Linked DNA regions of Homo sapiens: region 1 is linked to region 2. The links are chromatin contacts, found by Hi-C or POLR2A ChIA-PET in ENCODE. All regions are on one chromosome and are shown on one strand. Each heading gives the region's core, a stretch centred on a gene start or an enhancer-like site at or near the end of the contact. The rest is flanking DNA. Distances are from core to core; before and after follow the strand shown. Region 1 overlaps WDSUB1 (WD repeat, sterile alpha motif and U-box domain containing 1). Region 2 overlaps TANC1 (tetratricopeptide repeat, ankyrin repeat and coiled-coil containing 1).

What was found. A loop is a pair of places that touch in the nucleus more often than their neighbours do. ChIA-PET counts read pairs that join two places held with the same protein, here RNA polymerase II (POLR2A). Pooled maps may share reads with other maps.
Region 1: a loop to region 2 is called in a pooled map, with 2.3 times the contacts of the local background. The contact joins two enhancer-like sites. A Hi-C loop is called at or near these places in 1 of 50 pooled maps. POLR2A ChIA-PET finds 5 or more read pairs at or near these places in 4 of 52 experiments (BJ, OCI-LY7, T-cell and 1 more).

Annotation. Positions count from the first base shown.
Region 1 is chr2:159,248,741-159,252,441 of GRCh38, reverse strand. The region is part of intron 9 of WDSUB1 (WD repeat, sterile alpha motif and U-box domain containing 1); the gene reads left to right. Among named protein-coding and RNA genes, the nearest start is that of WDSUB1, 36 kb to the left of the region's middle. Within about 2 kb of position 2,266, at least 23 of the 41 ENCODE cell types and tissues checked have a DNase peak (open chromatin) inside an H3K27ac peak, as active enhancers do.
Region 2 is chr2:159,143,750-159,147,517 of GRCh38, reverse strand. The region is part of intron 5 of TANC1 (tetratricopeptide repeat, ankyrin repeat and coiled-coil containing 1); the gene reads right to left. Among named protein-coding and RNA genes, the nearest start is that of MIR6888, 41 kb to the left of the region's middle. RefSeq lists a silencer at 66-360 and an enhancer at 147-747. Within about 2 kb of position 2,062, at least 3 of the 41 ENCODE cell types and tissues checked have a DNase peak (open chromatin) inside an H3K27ac peak, as active enhancers do.

The DNA of each region.
Region 1 (3,701 bases), core at 1,017-3,516, 100 kb before region 2:
TACACAGATGCCAACCACAGGTCTTTATGGCTGTTAATGGCTTGTCCTCACTCACGTATATTGTAGGGTTCATGAAGATATCTTGCTATCTTGTTTTGTTGGAAATGTCCATGCAATTTGAGTTTATCTGGTTGCTGTTTTTTCAGAGAAATTTAAAAACTATACTGCTTCTATCCTGTTCTTCATACCCTCTTAAAAATTCCTCATGTATCTATAGCTGTGTTTTCCATTCTTAATATAGGTTTCGTGTCTTCTCTTGATCATTCTATGTAGAAATTTGATTTTTTAAATTAATTTTTAATTTTTAAAAAGCAGATTTTTAGCTTTCTTCGTAAGAAACCAGCATTTGGTTCTGTTGTTCTCTGTCAGGGTAGGGGAGAGGTGAGTCAGTGACCAGCTTGGTGGTCTGTGCTTGTTCAATTCCAGGCTCTCGTGCTGTCTTGGTAACTGGCCTCCAGCTGGGGCTGCTGTGGCATCGGTACTTACAGGACAAAGTTGGGAGAGTAAAGGGCACACGTAGGAAGGTCTCTGTCTCATTCATGTACCCACATCTCTGCTCTATGCTGTCATTTCCCAGCTCTCACTCCGGAACCCCGTTACCTTCTGTTTCGTCAGAGGTTTTTGGGGTTGAGTTTTTATATCCGTTAGTTTAGTTTTGTATATTTGATGGTTATTAGTGTCTAGATTCCATCAAACTCTCAGTGATGTAGCATTTCCAGAGTTGGGTGATTTTAACTTGTCATCAAGATGTCTTTTCAGGATTATAGTCAGTAATAGCCAGATATTGCCCAATACTGGTACCGAGGGTTTACTAGCCCTTAGCTGGTAAGGGTCCTTTCTTTCTCAGCAATTAAGTGTATAAGACTTATTCTTAACTCCCAATCACAAAAGGAGATGTTTGGTTCCGGTAGAGCTCTGGGGATGTGGTTTAGTAAACGCTTCCCTGAGGGCAAGATGATCTGACTTCATTTCTAAATGACGTTAGGATTGGAGAAGGATAATGCCCAATTTAACCTTCTCTGGGGAATTTTGAATTAGGCCTTCTGTGTTCTCTGTTATAAATACTAGAAGCATTGTAAGTATTAGCACACATGTAGAATATTTTTGACAGGAAAATATACTTTTTAAAGAATATTAGTTGCTCCTATATTTTTTTCTTTTTCTTAATTTTTTTTTGAGACAGAGTCTCACTCTGTTGCCCGGGCTGGAGTGCAGTGGCATGAACATGGCTCACTGTAGCCTCTACCTCTTGGGCTCTGTAGATTCTCCTGCCTCAGCCTCCTGAGGAGCTGGGACTACAGGTATGCACCACCATGCCCAGCTAATTTTTAAAATTTTTTTTGTAGAGAAAGAGTCTTGCTATGTTGCCCAGGCTGGTCTCAAACTCCTGGTCTTAAGCAGTGCTCCCACCTTGGCCTCTCAAGTGCTGAGATTATAGGCATGAGCCACTACACCCAGCCTCCTTTTCTTATTATGTTATATAATTATCTCTTTAAATGAGATGTCTACTGTCTTATTGCAAACATGTTCTGGAAACATTTATGACAGTTTTTGAAGCCATGTCTCTACCCAGGTGGAAGATTTTTAGGAAGCATACCCCAGTCACGACAGATTTTCTACCATCTCATCCTCTAATACCCCACTTCAGCAAATCTTGATCTTATCTAAGCCTTTATTCTATTAATCTTATGTACCTCTTATCTATCTCTACTCTTATTTTCCACCTTACTTAGCTTAGAATACATGATCCATCATTATAACTCCTCGTAAACCTTCCACTGTATTTGCCTGGCAAAATAAAAATACAGCTCAGCTAACCCTTGGAAAACACAGCATTGTGAATGGGACATTCTGGGAAGAGGTGGACTCGATAAACTGTCATGACCATTCTCTGATTTGTTACATTCAAGGCTGGCTGTGGTGATCAGCTAACACTGTGCTGCATTTTAGAGGTACTTCCCTAACTAAGCACTTTTGAGTACTTTGTGTTGAAATAGCTTTCTCTTGAAACTGGATGGTGATTTCATAAAGAATTTGAGGGAATCTTTTTAAGTTATAAATATTTTTGCAAAATCATATTCAACATGTAAAGAAATCATTGATTTGTTTGTGACACTTTAAAAAAAATTGTTTTAAAAATCCTCAGTTTCATTTCAGCATATCCCATTGGAAGGAAGTCAGAGGAAAGCAGCCCTTTGGTGGCAGGAAGCTGCTAGGGTAACTTGCCACATTCACATGAATGTGGGCAATGAGCCCTGACTGACTCAAACGGTTTATTACTCGTGACACAGCAGACACTTGCACTTCAGGTTCTGATTGTTTTCCCTTCCCTTCTTTTTTTTTTTTTTTTTTTGAGGCAGAGTCTCACTGTGTCGCCCAGGCTGGAATGCAGTGGCGCCATCTCAGCTCACTGCAACCTCCGCCTCCTGGGTTCAAGTGAAGTTCCTGCCTTAGCCTCCCGAGTAGCTGGGATTACAGGCATGTGCCAACACATCCAGCTATTTTTTTTCTTTCTTTCTTTTTTTTTTTTGTATTTTTAATAGAGATGGGGTTTTGCCATGTTGGCCAGGCTGGTCTTGAAATTCTGACCTCAAGTGATCCACCTGCCTAATCCTCCCAAAGTGCTGGGGTTACAGGCATGAGCCACTGTACCCAGCCTCCCCTTTCCCTCTTAAGTAAGTTTCATGGTGGTGGTTTATGTTTATGTCACAGCTGAGGAGCCCTGAGCTTGGGAAACCCCCAGTCTTATGAGGGGGCTAAGCAAATAGCCCCCAAGAGGCAAGACATTATAGTAGTCAGGAAACATCTGCCCTCCCACAGGGAGGGACGCACTATCTCTAGCTTCCAAGGATGTTTTCAGACATCCTCAAGAAGACTGTCTGAAACACAGGGTGTCCTAAGACATGTATAAACCTCATGGAGCATTACCTCCCAACAGAAAGAAAGTTGGTTTGGCTTTTTCTAGTAACTGTAAGGCATTCTGAAATCTAATTCTTCTACCCACTTCAACCTAAAGTAGAACTGTCAACTAGTTCTAAAAGTGTAAACAGCCAATAATTCTAAAATTCCTAAAATTCATTAGACTTTCTAAAACTAAAAATCTTTTAAAGTTAAGAATAAAAACAAGTGAAACTGTTTATGGTTTGGACAAACAGATGAGCTTTATTTGTGATTGTGTTTCTTACAAGAATCAGCAAATATATCCAGTTTCATTAAGTTTAAAAATATCGTAACATGGCATTTTTATGTTTTGAACTCAAACATATTTAAAAATGATTTTTAGGAAATTTTTTGTTGTGTAAGTAAGCAGTAATGAGCCTTTTCTGATTTTGTAGAGTATATTAGTGTCTGGCAACCTGAAATTCTTGAACTTTCAGAATCTATTTAAAATGAGCTATTAGCTGCTGATATATTTTAACCAACAGTATTCTATACAACAGAGATTTGTTAAGGAATTTATAAAGAAAACAATAGTTCATGCGGTAAAACAGTATGTCAGAAGATTTCTGGTGGTAGTAGATAAAATCTCTATTTGTGGCTGGCTGTGGTGGCTCACACCTGTAATCCCAGCACTTTGAGAGGATGAGGCAGTAGGATCACTTGAACCCAGGAATTCGAGACCAGCGTGGGCAATATAGTGAAACCTTATCTCTACAGAAAATACATAAATTAACTGGGCATGGTGCCATGTGCCTGTAGTC
Region 2 (3,768 bases), core at 813-3,312:
TGGGAAAGGAGGGCGGGAACCAAACCAGATCAGCAGACAGAGGCACACCCAAGGGGTGAGGCCCTCAGAACAGGATGGCACCGCCCTCCCTCCGCCTCTGCCCCGGGCCCAGGCAGGGCAGCTACTTTATCTCAGGTGGCAGCTGGGCTGGAGGGAGGGAACAGGACGCAGATGGAAAGGGAAGAAGTGGGTGAGGGGGCAGATCTCCGCAGTTTCTCCACTCCACACCCCCCTTCCCTTTCGAAACAATCTCCACACTGCTCCCGATTGTGATTATGCCCCAGAATGTCTAGCTTCTGGTTCAACCTGAAACACTCTGTGTAGAGAGCCAGAAATGACTCCCATTTGGCAGCTGCCGTGGAGGCAGAGAGAGCAGCTGCAGGAGCTTGGCTCCACAGAATTCACCTCCACAACAAACAGGGCCATGCCTGTGGCTCACTTGGGACTGGCAGGAGGACCCTGATCCTATGTAGGTCCTATGTGCAGCAGGGGGACCGCAACACCCCAGCACAGTGGCTGCTGCCTCCACACTGTGTCTGCAAACAGATACTCCAGGATCTCAAGTGTTTCATTTTTTTTTTTTAATCCAAAAACAACTTACCATCCAACCCATTTCAGATAAGTTGGGGAGCAGTGGCGATTCCAGCTTTAATGGTTGAGTTGAAAAGGGACACCTAAGCCGGGTGCGGTGGCTCACGCCTGTAATCCCAGCACTTTGGGAGGCCGAGGCGGGTGGATCATCTGAGGTCAGAAGTTTGAGAGCAGCCTGGCCAACATGGTGAAACCCCATCTCTATTAAAAATACAAAAATTAGCTGGGCGTAGTGGCAGATGCCTGTAATCCCAGCTACTCGGGAGGCTGAGGCAGGGGAATCACTTGAATCCGGGAGGCAGAGGTTGCAGTGAGCCGAGATTGTGCCACTGCACTCCAGCCTTGGCAACAGAGCAACATTCTGTCTCCAAAAAAAAAAAAAAAAAAAAAGGAAAAGGGACACCCAAATTCATGATCAACTGTTCTCTTAACTGCACAACCTGGACTTTGCTGCTACCCAAGTTCTAAACCCTTACCCGGGGTTGGGATGAATGGACAGACGTTATTTTATTTACTTCATGTTTATATCCATTAAGGCACTGCAACTGTATTCTTCCAAAGGCTTCCCACCTGTCTTTTCATATTATTCTGTCTTCTAAAATGTCATCCCAGTGATCATCCCCTTAAAAGGTCCCCTTCAGTCTGAATTCCTTAATCCAATGAAGCTGTCTGAATCTCTCCCTTCCCTAATGCACAGAGCCCTCTCTCACTGAACTTCTCACTCTGGCAGAAGGACCGCCTGGGAGAAGTGTCACTGAGCCATCTTGGGAGTGATGAGTTGCTTAGGAACTCACATGGACACGCTGTGAAATGGAAATACATGTCTACTTGCATAGCTGTTCACTAAATACTGAGATCTGAACAGCCAGATGGTTTTAGGCTAGTTACTACAAAAGCACCTCCAAGTCAAATTCAAACAGACCACTCTAAATAGCAAGTCTATTTTCATTCATGTAGTTAATATTAAATCGCTGATCAATAATGGGTGTACATTACCCAATACCAGTGGGATGAGGGCTGGAGAGAAGACTTCACTTTTCATTTCACAGATTTAAATATCTGACGGCTGTATGATGGCTTTATTTGGAGATGAGAGAATGCCCTGGGAATCCATTAGGCAAGTGGAGAACAATACTCCCCCCAGCAGCACATTCATGGAACCCTCAGTATTACATAGCGTGAAAGGCTGACTGCATGGAGAAAGGTAAAGGGAAGTTCTTGAATCACTTCTGACTGCCTCTATTCAGCTTCTCACCCCCTTGTGGACCACATATGGGGGCACAAATGCTAAGGAGCAGTCCACAAACTGACCAGCTCCCGACTGCCATCATAACTTTAAACCATCAGTGCCCTCTACAACCATCTTCTCATCTTCCGCCACTGTCTGGGAATCCAGGGTGTTCTCAGTGCTAACCACCATCCAGATCCTTTTGGGTACTGAACCTCTCTCAACTGCACTTTCTTAGTGAGGGAAGTGGCCATACCCACCTCCTACAGGTTGTGAGGCTCAAAACCAATGTGTGTGAGAAACAGCTTATAAACCACAAGATGCTATAGAATTGGTCATTCTCTCTACCAACTTTAACACCAAGAGCCCGCACTTCCTTGCGATTATTTTCTGGTTTCACAAGTTCATATCTATTTTCAAGTGTGCTTGTATGTCTTACATAACTTTCTGTTCATAATTTTTCTGCCTCAAATAGGTTTTTGTAAACTCACTATTCCATGACAACAAACCCCCTTCCTTTTTCTGCTTACCAAACCATCCCAATTTGGCCTGCACCTTACTGCTTTCATTTTCCATTCCAATCATTCTCTCTTGTTTAAAGCCAGGGGAGGAGCGCAGGTCCCTAGTGATCACCAAGTATTATCACTCCATAGAGAAGTCTTTCCTCCATTCTCGTCCTCCTCAGACTCTAAAGAACACTGAGTATTGCTGACGACATTCGTCAGTTCACTATCATGTGACCTATCACCATGTGACCTCGAAGTTGACTTAATACCAAGTGTCCAAGATAGCACTTGTGAATCTAGTCTGCTAAATGAGACAGGCCCTTGGTTTGACATTAATCCTCTGCCTCTATCTATCCATGACCTGCTTCTCACTTATCCTCTTGCCTTCCATGACTCCTACTTACAAGTATTTTCCCTGTTTCTGTCTGCTCCTTCTCAGCCATTACCATTCCCTCCCTCCTTAGAGTTCCAAAAACAGTATTTAAAAAGGAACATTGGCCGGATGCGGTGGCTTACACCTGTAATCCCAGCACTTTCGGAGGCCGAGGCAGATGGATCACCTGAGTGATCAGATGTTCGAGTGGATCAGGAGTTCGAGAGCAGCCTGGCCAACATGGTGAAACCCTGTCTCTACTAAAAATACAAAAAAACTAACTGGGCATGGTAGCACGTGCCTGTAATCCCAGCTACTCCAGAGGTTGAGGCAGGAGAATCACCTGAACCCAGGAGGCGGAGGTCACAGTGAGCCAAGATTGTGCCACTGTACTCCAGCCTGAGAGACAGAGCGAGACTCCGTCTCAGAAAAATAAAAATAAAAAGGAACATCCATCCATGGACCTGCTCTGTTTCTGTCAATAATTTGTTGTTTCTGGTCTGCAATACCAAAACATAGTTATCATGCAGGTTACCTTCAAAATTTTCATGTCATCCACCCCATATTGAAATTATCACCAAACTTACTATTTCTCCATTCAAAATGCCTCCTGAATTAGCCTTTTCTTCTTCAGTCATCCATCACTCAACTTAAAGTCTTCATCCTCTTAAGTCTAGAGGACTATCAGAGTTTGGATCAATTTTCTCATCTCTATTTTTATTTTCTCCCTCTTTTCCTTCCTCTAGAGCCAGTAGGTTCTTAAGCTTTTTGGTCTCAGAATTCACTCTTAAAAACTGAGGACTGCAGGCTTAGGAGGGTTATGTCTATTGACATTTATCATACTAGATATTAAAACTAAGAATTTTTAAACTGTATGTTAGTTCATTTTAATGTTATAAAACTTCATGTTAACAATTAATATTTTAATTAAAAAACTAAATTTTAACTTATGGGTACATAGGTAAAAAGCTGTACTTTTGATTTTAAAGATTAGTTAAGAAGAATGGCATTGTTTTTACAATTTTACAAACTTTAATGTGCAATTAAATAGAGGACAGCTGGATTTGTAT